2 separate regions of the Homo sapiens genome follow, and region 1 is linked to region 2. A link is an interaction called in ENCODE POLR2A ChIA-PET data of the cell type or tissue named here. Cell type or tissue: GM12878. All regions are shown on one strand. Links, peaks and the distances in the headings refer to the core of each region. The heading gives the core; the rest is flanking DNA.

What was found. ChIA-PET counts read pairs that join two places held together with the same protein. Peaks named below come from ENCODE experiments on the same cell type or tissue, not always from the same donor. Only the 100,000 strongest peaks of a DNase experiment are listed, where the experiment ranks them.
Region 1: POLR2A ChIA-PET joins it to region 2 with 5 read pairs; 1 of 35 experiments calls an interaction of 5 or more read pairs at or near these places.

What each region holds. Positions count from the first base shown.
Region 1 is chr13:100,604,387-100,609,723 of GRCh38, forward strand. TMTC4 (transmembrane O-mannosyltransferase targeting cadherins 4) reads right to left here. Exons shown (of 19, transcript NM_032813.5): 18 at 1,972-2,041; 19 at 1-756. The coding sequence ends at 608. Among named protein-coding and RNA genes, the nearest start is that of GGACT, 18 kb to the left of the region's middle. In GM12878, for the core only: no CTCF peak of the experiment used is centred there; a DNase peak (open chromatin) is centred at 4,645; H3K27ac peaks cover 1,024 bases.
Region 2 is chr13:99,687,436-99,695,813 of GRCh38, forward strand. The region is part of intron 1 of CLYBL (citramalyl-CoA lyase); the gene reads left to right. It overlaps CLYBL-AS2 (CLYBL antisense RNA 2), which reads right to left and starts at 3,536. Exons shown (of 2, transcript NR_046526.1): 1 at 3,118-3,536; 2 at 2,663-2,921. LOC124903199 (a long non-coding RNA gene) reads left to right here. Exons shown (of 2, transcript XR_007063848.1): 2 at 1,179-2,934. RefSeq lists enhancers at 1-151, 4,715-5,472 and a silencer at 3,380-3,674. In GM12878, for the core only: no CTCF peak of the experiment used is centred there; a DNase peak (open chromatin) is centred at 4,229.

The DNA.
Region 1 (5,337 bases), core at 332-5,331, 920 kb after region 2:
CTTCCTATGGGGAAAAGCATATAGATATACTATGTTAAAACTTCCATTCCTCATTCGATTATTTGCCCTATTCAAAACATAAAAATACAAATAAATATTTCCTTACAAAGTTCACAGTATGTTGTTTTAAAAAAAAGAGATAAAAAAACTTAATTTGCTTTGTCATTAAATAAAAATGCTAATATATAGACATGTTCAATATTTATACAAATTGTAGGGGCCAGTGTATCCTTTCTTGGTCATAATTGAAGTTTAATAGTGCTAGTCCATACACGACAAGGCTCAGATCCCAAATGTAAGCTCAATTCTACTAAAAGTTGCTCAAGATAATTTTTTCTCTTTTTCTGTTTAATTAAAAAAGACATTTTTGGAATTTTAGAATTACATTTGAGTTGTCTGAAAAAATACAATTTCAATGAAAAATCATATCACGCATTCAAGAGTATATTGCTGGTGCTATAATCTTTTTGCATGTCTTTGTTTTCATAGAAAAAAATCAGTAAAATAACATGTCTAAGACTTTTAAATGGTTAAATGTAACCACATACTATTAATGATATGCCTCATGCACACACACACTCAAACTCAAAACATGAAGGAAACAGGATCAGACAGCTTTCTTTTGCATTAGTTCTAGCTTTCTTCTCAGCAGACCGTAATTCTCCTTAGTTCCTGATGCCGTGGGGTCAAGCTGCAAGGAGATTTCATAGTGTTTCTTGGCCAAGTCTAGATGTCCCCAACGATGATAAAGCACAGCTGAAATAGCAGGAGATAAATTTCACTGGGAATGCTTCTGAGTAACGTGCCGTATTCCTACCCTCTTGGACAAAGAAATATTACAGATCCTATGCAAACAGTTTTCAAAAGTCAATTGTATGAAACAATATTGTTTGTACTGAAAACTCTATTTATTGTAATCACACTCCCTGATGATTATCCATTTACTGCCAGTTACTCCTAGGGCTCTTCATAGCACTAGATAAGATACATCTGCCTATAGTAACATTATTACATAAAGAAGCAAAAAGAAGAGTACATGCAATGTCTTAGTGCTGCCATGAAATTTCCAGGAAGCAAGGCTGGGTATGGGAGGTGGGGGTGATGGATGCTAGGCACTGCCCAGAGCCCTGACTATGCAGAAGTTCAGCTGTTTATTTTAAATATTTCCTTACACCATTTGGGGAAGTAATAGCTTGTTTGGGTCCATTTAGAAAAAAGGCCTCTGATATCAAGAGCTGACCCTAAAATGATAGTTACAGTAAACCTAATCATTAGGATGATTAGCCTCTGATCATGACAGTGATTTTGTTAGTAAAATTAACTTTCTATATGGGCAGAAGAGCATCTGTGGACGCTTTTTGGCTTTTGTGAAGAGAAGCTTCAGAGTTGGTAGAGAACAGCTTTGGTGAAAAAACATTTCTGTGAGCATTCTAAACATCAACAATGCTATGCTCTAAACATCTTAACTATGGAGACATACAAATGCAAGAAATGAATTCTAGGGAATAAATGATTATAAATGCATTTTAGCCAAGGCATAAGAGGATATAAAGCAGAAGACCAGGCTGGAAGGGGAAGGTCTACTCTGTAAGAAGGAAGGAAAAGGAGGTAAGTTCAATGGCAAGCTTCCAAAGTACCTACGATTAATTTACTAGGAGAACTCTTCGCAACCATAGCCTCATTCTCTTGATCCAATCTCACCCTTCTCAGCTTAACACAAAGAAGGACAATCTGAGTTTCATCATGAGAAGGTAATAGAGTGGGCAAACTTTGGGGCTGTTCTGGTCATGCAATTGAGATTTGTAAGTGTGGCTATCACTTTGCTATCTTTTTAATGCAATAACAGAACCACATTTTAAAGCCAGGCTAGCTTTGAAAAAACTACTCTCCCAACATTAATTTTATAGACATGCACCCACTTCATTAAAGTAACAAAATTTCAACACGATTCAAGTTGAACATTTTTCTTACCCAAATTACCATGGTAACTTGCAGCATTTGGATTTGCTTTAATTGCCTTGAGGAATAAAGCTTCAGATTCCTAAAAAATGAGAAACATAAAAAGGAAGATATTTATTGTACATGAAGCAAAAGCAGTTCCCAGTTTTATCACCTACGGTTTTCAAACTTTTAACCTCCTCCTTTTGTATCAATGCATTCCTCCAGAAACACTCGGAAGGCCCAGCGGGGCCACGCTCTGCCAAAGAGAGGCTGACAAGGAGCAGTGGGAGGGAGTGGTGGCCGCAGAGAGGGGATGAACATGTTCGTGAGTGCCACCACCTGCCTCCCTGCAGTGGTTGGACTTCTGTAATGTTATGCAAGTCGCCCAGGTCAGGGTGCGTGATGACGACAGGAGGCCCAGGGAACAGGAGAAGGCTGAGCCGTGGAGCATACCCATGCCAATGCCATTTCCAGAGCTCTTGGGGTAGCAGTTGAGGCCCATTTCCTCTCCCCCAAGAACCTACAACACTCTGGGCCGCCCAGAAGCAGCCCCATCCATCTGGAAAGAATGTGCAGAAAAGAGGAAGGAATGGCCACCTGTCAACTACATTGTCACAGTACTGCACATGACCATCACCAAATGCCCCTGATGGGTGTGAATTGATTCTTGCACAGCCTTGCATTTCTTCCAAGTCATACTCACTTCCAACCTGGCCCCTAAAAGGCAGGGCAAAGTGTCTTCCTACCCTGATCACTGCTAAAAACTGATGGCTGGCTGGTCCCTTCTACCATAATGCTGAGAAATAAAGACGCCTAACCTGTTTTTATTGACATGTGCCCTGGGGACGCTGTTCACTCCATCCACCTTCGCATTCCTTAAGGGGAGCATGCTTTCATCAGTATCACATGCTGGGCATGGTGGCTCATGCCTGTAATCCCAACACTTTGGGAAGCCAAGGTGGGCAGATCACTTGAAGTCAGGAGTTCGAGACCAGCCTGGCCAACATGGTGAAAACCCGTCTCTACTAAAAATACAAAAATTAGCCGGGTGTGGTAGTACGTGCCTGTAATCCCAGCTACTTGGGAGGCTGAGGCAGGAGAATTGCTCCAATCCAAGAGGAGGAGGTTGCGGTGAGCCGAGACTGCGCCACTGCACTCCAGCCTGGGCAAGAGAGCAAGACTCTGTCTCAAAAAAAAAAAAAAAATCGGTATCACACATTGAGCTTAACCAAACAAATTTGTTGGTGTGGGGATAGTTTTTGTGCCTTCTACCTGGGTCATACATGAATTTTTTCCAGGTGGGCTTCCCATATCTGTGACTGTGCATTTTATAATGTGCAAGACCACCAGTTCCTTTGCCCTGTATGGCCTGTGGTACCCCTGAGAAATTGGCTGAGAATGTGGGGGACCATCTCCAAAACCATGACCTTTCAGACAGAGCTGGCAGAGAAACATTTATATTTTAGAAATGTCATCCAAGAGGGACTTAAGAAAGACATCAGGACAACATACGGGATGTCAGTTCAAAGTCAGTGTAGTGTCTACATTCCGAGTTTCAGGGGCTGAAACTCCTTCCAAGAGGGTCAAGACTCCGGCCATATCAGGAAGGCTGCAGAAAAAAAGTCAAATGGGTTGTGTAGTTTCGCAGTGGTTTCTGAGTCTCTGGGCTGTTTCTGATGATTTTCAAACATTTCCATTTAAAACCTAAAACTTGAGACATAGGAAGGCCAGGGAACCACATCTACTTAAAAATCCTTCCCAACCTGTAAATGAAGTAGTGTTAACTTGAGAGAAATGGCTTAGGGATAAAAAGTTAGGAGTTTTCTAGTGTTGCTAAATTCATTTATTCATTCAGCTAAGTTCTCAGATGCCTGTGAGGACGAACATCATTCAGGACATTGAGGAGTCAGCAATTTGGGGGACACAGTGGTGCTGAAGACAGGGAAGGGCTCAGATCTGACACCTTGTTAGAGGGCCACTGCTGTCAGCAAGGGCTGGACCCAAACTCTGCAGGGTGAGGAGGAGGCCAGTGTGAAGGAACAGGGATGAGGAATAACAGGCAGAGAGCACTGGGCCAGGGGGACAAAGGAGGAAAAATGAGTCAAGATTTCCAAGCCAGGGCAACAAAAACACGACAGCATGTGGACAAAAGAAGGGGTGTCAGGAGGAAGAGATGGTTTGAGAGGAGGTGTGGGTGGGTCGGCCTGGCTCTATCCAAGTCACGGGGGCAGCCCCTGGGCCTGTACCTGGGCCTGGGAGTGGGGTTGGAGGGGCCTCTTTAGAACGCAGCATCTGTGAGTATTCAAAGCCCATGAAATGTTCATCTATTAAATCAGCCTTCTAATGGCCTCATTCAGGAAAGCAGTGAACTGTTTATAAATTGATCTTCTGTGGAGGTCTCTGGATGACTAAAGACCCAGGCAATGAGCCAATTTAATGCCAATGAACCAATAAACTCACATTTAGAGTTGGGGATATTTTTTTTCTGAACAGAAAGGGGAAAAATAAGGTATTATGTTCTGAAGCATATTAGACAAAATGTATTTAACAAAGGTGTAGGACTGAGAAAGCCTTGCAAATTATGTCTCTAGGTAGGAACAAGCGCTAGTCTGTATGTCTAGGCGAGGAAGCCTGGGTGGGCGGAGGTCATTTCAGCCACAGCAGCCACCCAAGAGTGCTCTGGGGCACAGGGGCCACTGTGCCTCCGCTAGAATAGGAAGGGTAACATGGGAGATCTGATGAGAAGTTGAAACCGTGACTCACACAGGAAGAGAGTTATTCTCTATTCTCCCTCCTTCCTTCTGATTGCATTGGGGCTGAAGTCTGCACTTGGTGGTGGTGTGTGGGCCCCACCCTCTAACATACCGGCCAATCTCTCCTTGAAGCTAAGAGAGCTCAGAGCCTTGGCCAGCAATAGTATCTAGCTGGGATTTAGTATGATTATTTCACTTTCAGTTACCCTGTATTTACAGTAATGATGCGTTGTTTCTCCTTTAAATACATTCATGTTAAAAATCTATTTAAATAAAAATGTCAAGTAAATAAGGTAATACCTAGATGTGGCAAAAAAATATCATAAAGGTGTGACATAAATGTCTGGAGCTTAGGAAACTGACTCTATCAACATAACCTGCACTTAAGCTACAGGGCCATTGGAATTAGCACTACAGAAAAAGAAATCAGCACAGGAAGCCATGATTTAAGCACTGAAAAACATTACTTTTGTATTTTTGCTTTACCACATTAGCTTGAAACTGGAAATTAAATGGCAAGAAGTAATATAAATTTTAATACATTTTAATGATCCCTAGAGATTCACTGAATGATTGAATGCTCACTAAATGTATATATATACACACACACACACACACACACCCATACATATATACATATACA
Region 2 (8,378 bases), core at 1,795-6,794:
GACAGAAGGGACCCATAGCTAGTCAGCATCGGACTGAGGGCTGGATCCACTTTTTCCTGTAATGTGCGTTTGTTTCACAGAAAATACAATTAGGATAATTCTTGTGTGTTCTCTACAGGAAGGAAGTAGTATACTGCTTGTGAATGGTAGGCTAAATGAGGGAACCATTAAAGGGTTTTTAATAGACTTTTGAACCAAAAGACATAAGGGACTATACTTACATTGCCTTAACTGAGAAATGTTTTGCAGTGTGAGAAGACTTAATCAAATCTTCATTACATACCTGGTCAGGGACCAGGCTGAATGTTTCTTTAAGCAATTGGATAAAATGCACATTGAAGACTTGTTAGTTATGTGAGAATATGTCTGACATGCTTATCATCTCTCCTGCGGGTGCCTGAGTATCAGATACTTGGTTTACTGTGTTGGGTTGAATGCTTCTGTTCTAATTTCTAATGAACTTTACCACCAGACTACTTGATCATGACTAAGCCCAGGAACAATGCAAATGGAATTGCCCCCTGATGGGGAGGAATGGGCCCAGATGGCCCTTAAAAGGTGATAATTAGGAAATATAGCATATCTGAGTAGCTAGAAAGAGAGAAACTTGTTAAAGACAGTCAATCTGTTTGAAGCAACGGTCTTTCCCTTAATTATATGCATTTTCATTTAGAGTTGCTTTAAAGTAAAATTTTTCCCAGGAAAAATTTTTATTAGTAGTGAAAACCTAGAAACCACACACATTTTTTGCTACTCTGTTTCAGATTATTGAAAATTCCTTCCTTCATACATTTTTTTTTGGTTTCCAGATCTGTGTAACAGACTCGCTGTGTGTGTTTTAGGGGCCGTTTTAGGTTATTTTAGCTCTTATGCTAAAACAGTGGGGGAGCGATTAAAAGTGAGAAAAATATTAGTATATATTTGTAAACTGAGCTTTTAAAATTAAAATAGTTGCAGGATATTACAGTCTGTGATTTCATATACTTTGTAAGATTGCCTTAAATGTATTGCCTTCTTGGCAGCATAATGCCAGATTTTTCTCCAATATGTCATTAAAATAATTTTACATATAACAAGTTGAACTTTTTAAAGACTTATATTTTAATCTGAATTAGCATATTTACTAATTATATTACTTATTTGGCTTTTCTTTAGTCCGATTCTTTTTTTTTTTTTAGTGTACAAACTTGGCATTACTCTTTAAGAATAACAAGTGAACTGGAAATGAGAGGGTGGTGACATGAAGAGAGAGAGAAGAAATACATTCCTTATATCTCTTCCAGCTCCTGCATGGAATGGAGGATCTGACAGTGGCCGTTCCTGGGTATTAAAGCCAGTGCAAAAGATAGAGCGTCCAAAAGGCAACTTCTTCCTTATTTGTGAAGTCAGAAAGTAAAATTTACATTGAAGTGCTAAGCTACATTATTCTGAATATTTTGGCAGTCATATTTGGGCAGATGAGTTGCTTTCCTGAAATTACTCAGCACCGTCATTCATCCTGACAAAAGCTAGTGGTACAGATGCACCTTTGGGACTGAGGCCAAGGTGAAACCTGCGTTTTCCAGGTCTGCCCACTCAGTTTTGGAAGGACTCTCAATAAAACCGGCCTCACACCCCAAGCATCACCCCTCCTGTCCTTAGTAAGTACACTCTGGCTGGAATCTAGGGTCCCAGCATCTAGCCCTTGGGACTTCACATAAATTCATCAAGTATCTTCCTCCACTCAAAAATCTCTTACAGAATCTTTGACATTTTAAGCTTCATTACTGCAAAGTGGATATAGTTCATTCTCAGCTTCAGGATTCCAGAAGCATACATACCAGGTCAGAATGGAGAGGCATCACGCTTTCCTTCAGCAAGCTTCAGGGGAGACAGGATTTAGGGTGGGCTACACATATACCAGTTGTAGGATGTTTTGAACTATATTCTTGCAATCACAGACAGGTTGTCCCAGAGAAAATAATCTGGCTCTAACTTCTCTTGTTATCAGTGAAAAGCAAAAATTACTTAGTGCAGGTATGCTTAAAGGAAGAAAAAGGCAAGAGAAAAGTGAGAGGTAAAAATTATTACCATTTTAATTCCATGATTCTCAGCAATGAAGGAGCATGATTGAAATCCCATGTGCCCAGTCATATCTGTAAATGAGAGTATGATTTTTGAAGACTGTATTCAATTGTTTCAACTTGAGCAATTGCAAGTAAGACTTAGGACTGTGTTTACCAGTTACTGTTATTTACTATTACTTTCTAAATGTGACCTGACTTGAAACCTTTATAGATGCAATTTTTATCCATCACAGAACAAGCTCTAAAGAGGAGAGCAGCTTCAACTTTTTCAAGTATTTTTTTTAAAAGGATTTAACTTTGACCAACACCAAACTTGCATCTTGTTAAGGTAACTAATAACTGACTGCTATAACAATATTTAGAATTTTGTTTAACAGCAACTGTCAAAAAAACAAGTTAAAATAGCCCAGGAGATGGATGGCGATTAACTCTGCGTTCTTTTTAGACTGTGTTATTAATTAGCTCTCTAGACTCAAATAGGTTACATCCTCTGAGCAGTAAATTGCATGCCATTTGCAAGCTCTGTGGATGAAATTTACATGTGGCCTAAATGCTATCCACATTGTTTTGTTAAGTAGCATTTTATCTCTCTGGACTGGTCCCTTGCCTCCTCCCCCAGCCCCAGTGGAAAGTTTTATTCACTTTTCTTGCGGGAAGGGAAAGTCGCATGTAGTTTGGTCATTTGGCGCCATCTTCTTTTTTATTGTTAAATCCACTAAAGGCAGTCATGCCTGGCAGTACCAGGCGGGCTCCTTCCGGGGTTCTGGTCGGCTAAGCATTCAGAGTTCTTTGCTTTTTATTTACTAGAAATGTTTTCAGCTTCTGTCTTTGCTTTAAGATCTGATTAAAAGGAACCTTAAAAAAGGAACATAGATTTTGGTGTATGTTTTTCCTCTCTACTTCTCTTCCCTGTGCCCCCCAAACCCAATCACCAACTTCCCCCATCCCCAGCAAACACGGGCTTTTTTGTGTATTTATTTAAAAGCATTTTAGGAAGCACCGTAATACCGCACAGCTTGGAGGTTAAGATAGAATTGGATGTTTCCCTCACCATCAGTTGATGGAATCATCAGTGTTCCGGTTCTATTTATCTTCATGATTTGAGAATGTTTCTGAACAGCTGCCCTTCCGAGGATGCTGGTATTTAGACAGACCTTCCTGTCATTTATCTGACTCACAGGCACAACTCTTTTGAAAGAATTAATATCAAACTTACATATGAAAATCTACCATTTAGAAATGGATTCTTTTTCAGTACCTACTTTTCAATTCAACCGGGGAGATCCCATCTATTTTAAAAAATCATTAATCACATACTTCTGACATTTTCCCTTTCAGTTTCCTCAGGGGGAAAAAAGTTATTTGAATAACAAACAAACAAACAAAAACCCCTCATCGCAAATAGCTGTCAGCCTCCTATGTGAACAAAAGCGCTCTCTCACACTGAGACCTACCGTGTTTTGTTTAGTTAGAGGCAGCAGGGTGGTAGGGACACTATGCAGAAAGGCTTGGGTTAATGAGCACTTTCTGGATTGAGTGTCTCTCCTGATTAACCCTTGGATTACTTGCTTTGAGTTGCTAACCCTCTCTCACTGCCCACTCAAGAATTTCCCACATGGTAGCCTCATCCATAGATGCCCTTCCCTAGATGCACTGATGGTAGACAGCATAAAAATGTGTAAGCACTGTAGCTTTCCAATGAACTGAAACAAAAAGCTTAAGCATTACTTTTTATTTCCTTGATCTAAAGAACATGTTTTGGGGGATATTTTCTTAATCAATATCTAAGTTATCTAGAGTTATAAATACTATAAATAAATTAGTTACAAACTAATTTTTAGACACAAGTCTTTTGTTCAAACCAACTCTTACATAGAAACTCTAAAAATTTGGGGGGGAAGGGGACAGTTGGGGATCAGAATCACTCCCCATTATCTCTCTGTTGGTGCTCCCCAAAGGATCTTCAGGGAACGACGTTTAAAAACCATTTTGTATCATGAAATGGGACCCGAAAGACATTCTTTCTAGTGACTTTGTGTTAGATTGAGTCATATGAAATTGCCACTGTGTGACCCATTTTGACCTAAAAAAAAAACCAAAAAACAAAAAACAAAAAACCAGCACTAGGGTACCAGAGTATTTTTAGTGTAATCACTGTACGTGATAAGAAAATGGAGAAATGAGAAAGCTTGAAACTTAGACTATAAGCTCCTCATAAGCTAATAGCGACTTCCTCCCTTCTTCCGCAGTCACCTGGCAAGTCCCTTCTATGTGCTGCTGGTTCTAGGGATACAGAGATAAAAGGCGTAGTCACTGCCTCCAAATCATCACAGTGCAAAGGACAAATAAATACAGAAGGACCCATGGGATGAAGAAACAGCCCAGGGTGGTGGGAACACAGAGCGAGAGTTTCTAGGATCTTGAAAGCCATGTTGCACGGAGCTCCCGGTCCCTGAGTTTTCAGACTGATCTTTCTGTGGACTGTGCCTAAGTAATAACAGTTTCAGAACGTAGAAACTCAGTGTACATCCTTCATAGCCAGGATGGATATGATAGCCTGGAAGTGAACAGTAAATCCAGTGATTTGTTTTCTTCACTCATTCTTTCATTTTAAGAAAGTGCTTAGAATCCACAAGTTGTGCTTAATGCCAGCAGACGCATTACATATGCCAGCCCTGCCCCTTAGTCACAATTACTCCCCACACTGACCTCCCATTGCATTTAAAAATTGTCGCTTTATTGAGACATAGTTCAGCTCTCATAAAGTTCACATTTGTTTTTTTTGTTTTTTTTTTTTTGTTTGTTTTTTTGAGACAGTCTTGCTCAGTCACCCAGGCTGGAGTGCAGTGGCATGATCTCGGCTCACTGCAAGCTCCGCCTCCCGGGTTCACGCCATTCCCCGGCCTCAGCCTCCCTAGTAGCTGAGACTACAGGCACCCGCCATCACGCCCGGTTAATTTTTTTGAACTTTTAGTAGAGACGGGGTTTCACCATGTTAGCCAGGATGGTCTTGATCTCCTGACCTTATGATCCACCCGCCTCACCCTCCCAAAGTGCTGGGATTACAGGTGTGAGCTACCGCCTCCAGCCATAAAGTTCACATTTTTAAAGGACACACGTCAGTGGTTTTCAGTCTCTTCACAAAGTTGTGTAATGATCATCACTATCTAATTCTAGAACATTTTCCTTACCCTAAAAGAAACCCCATACCCATTGGGGTTCACTCCCTATGCACCCCTCTTCCTTTCTCCTGACAACCACTAATCTACTTTCTAAATCTATAGATTTGTCTGTTCGGGACATTTCCTATAAATGGGACTATATAAATATGCCCTTTTATCTCTGGCTTCCTTCACTCTGCATAATGTTTTCAAGGTTTGTCCATGTTGTAGCATGCATTAGTACTTCATTCCTTTTTCTGGCCCAGTAATGTTCAATTGTAGGAATATACCCCATTATCCATTCCAATGATGGATATTTTTTGGGGGATATCCACTTTATGGCCATTATAATTTCACTATGAACATTTGTGTACAAGTTTTTGGTTGGACATACGTTTTCATTTTTGTTGGGTATATAGCTAGGAGTGGAATTGCTGGGTCTTATGGTAACTATGTTTAACATTTTGAGGAACTGGGATGTATAGCGTTTTGTGCCTGTGTTATGAAACTAATTATGAAGCATCTTATATTCATTATCATTAGATCTGTCTCCTCCATTAGGTTTTAAGTTTCTTGAGACAGGGATTATCCTTCTTCATCTTTGTATCCCCCACAGTCCAGCACTCACCAAGGCACAAAGTAGGTTCTTAGGAAACTGGTCAGAATAAAACTGACCAATGCAACATCCTCCTTCCCTTAAAATCACCAGCATACCTGGGAACACAGGCTTTCTCTTTCTCTCTTCCCTGTAGCAAGTGACAGCTTATCAGGAATGGAGGCAGCTCGGTATTATCCATCAAGCCTTCCAGCTGGGTGCACACCCTCCTTATCTGCTGTGGGACCTTCACCAGCATCCTGGGATTTCCTCAGGCTGCCTCATCCCCACAACGGCAGTGATGTGACCCACTCTGGTTTATGCAGATACGTTAAGAGAGATTATTTTAAGTACCACTGAAACCCAAGCAGAGGCAAGGCTGGTGGAAACCCCAGTATTTGGGGGCACACTCCCTGTTTGACATGGTTCAGGAATGACTCATACATCTACTTTAAGGGGGATTTGGACAAGGAGGCACTAAGATACCTATCCAGGCTTTGACTTGGGAGCATTGTGCAGGAGGTTTAAGAAAGATTATTTTAAGACTATCTCAGAAGGCTGGAGCAGCATCTTTCTGATTTCTTCTGCTACCTTTCACTCGGAGCCTGTGATTTCTAACATGTATTTCAGGTTGGATTTAAGAGAGAGCTGGCCCCTACTGAATTGGCCACCTTTGATGTTACAGTACTGAGGAGGGGAGGGACAGATGGAACAAAAGTCGTAATTGCCCAAATTTACAATAGGTTCCCAGCAGCAGCTCGCACAAAAGAAATGTTAATGCAATAAACTGTAAATGGAAGGAAGCTAAGCAGGATTTATGGCTGGCGCAAACCTCCATCAAGGCACTGGAACCTCTTTCCTTCATCTGTGAGGCATTTCAGTGGTCACAGTAGAATTGGGCTCATTTGAAAATCAGTGGCTGCTCTGTGTCTTCCCTCCCTTGTGTGTCCTGCACCCCCTACACAAACCAATTCCTGTAAAAACCTGGGGAATCTGATAGAACAATTGGAGAAAAACATCAGTCATTGAGGGTCAAGACTGCAAACCCGGCAGAGCCAAGAGTGCACACACATTTGCTGTGCACATGTATGTGTTACAGCTGCAACCAAAGCGTGCGTTTTCCTTCCCCAAGTCTGTGTTGGGGACTTCCGCAGACACAGCAGATGGCCAGAGTGTTTCCACGTTTCAGCCTCGAAGTGAGAGGGCAGCATGTCATTCACCAGCCTGGCACTTACCCATCCATCAGGGCCACCTCTATAAATGGCTGTTTTTCACATTTGGTTCCAGCAGGTTCCATCTCCATTCCGGCTCACACATACCTTTACCTGTGTTGTATCATGTGGGGTGCTCCTTGTCTCCTTGTCCAGATTGCTGGCCCGCTTGCTTCATTAATTAACCGAGGAGCACGTCTAAATGGAAAATTGCTTTCTGAGATCTGTGTGTCCTGGCTCCATGCTGTGAGGGGCTCCCTGTAATTAAACACGTTTTAAGAGTTGCTGTCTTGCGCATGTGCCCTGGACATCGGTGCTTTCCCCACTGGCTGGGTAGTTCTGTTTCAGACCTTAGACCTAAATGATAATAACAGTTACAAGGAAACTTGCATATCAGTTGATTAAGTGTGGGGAATTTTTTTCCTTTTGAAAGTTGGGGGAAAGAACTCCTCAGTGGGGAAGTGATTTTTCTGCCCTGTAGGGATGGGAAAATGGTTAATCATCATGGGGGCCTCAACAGACCTCAGCATGTTCGCGAAGTCCTTGGCCTCAGGTTCCTCATCCATCCCACCGCGAGAGCGATACGGCTTGGGTAAGCCGCGAATCCCCTCACTGGGCTCCAATTATTCCAGAATTCTAACTTTAAAAATAAAATATTCATATTTAAAAGTTCCTGCTACCGTTTCAAAGAAGCTTCCCAAGAAGCTCTTCAGAGCTGGGGCATGGAGGAACCTGTCACTGGGTCCCTTTCTGCTGGGGGATCAGTTCCTTTTATAAGTAGGAAAAGATTTCTCCATACCCCTTGCAAAGTTCATGGCTGACACCCCTATAACAAAAGACAGGTTAACAAGAGCAAAGCACACAAATATATTTAATACAAGTTTTATGTGACACAGGAGGCTTCTGAAATGAAGCCTCAAAGACCCAGGGAAAACCGCGTTTTTATGGACAGTCAAGCAGAAATATGATGAGAGAACAAAAGGGTTTGATGTAGCGTAATAAACTTAGCAAGCCCGTTCAGATTCTTCTTGGTGTTCCTGTGTGACATTTTTTTTTTCCTTTTTGTTTTGAGACGGAGTCTCCCTCTGTCGCCCAGGCTGGAGTGCAGTGGCGTGATCTTGGCTCACTGCAACCTCCGCCTCCCGAGTTCAAGAGATTCTCCTGCCTCAGCCTCCCAAGTAGCTGGGATTGCAGGTACGCACCACCACACCTGGCTAATTTTTGTATTTTTAGTAGAGAGAGATTTCACCATGTTGGCCAGGCTGGTCTCGAACTCCTGACCTTAGATGATCCCCTGCCTTGGCCTCCCAAAGTGCTGGGATTACAGGAATGAGCCACCGTCCCC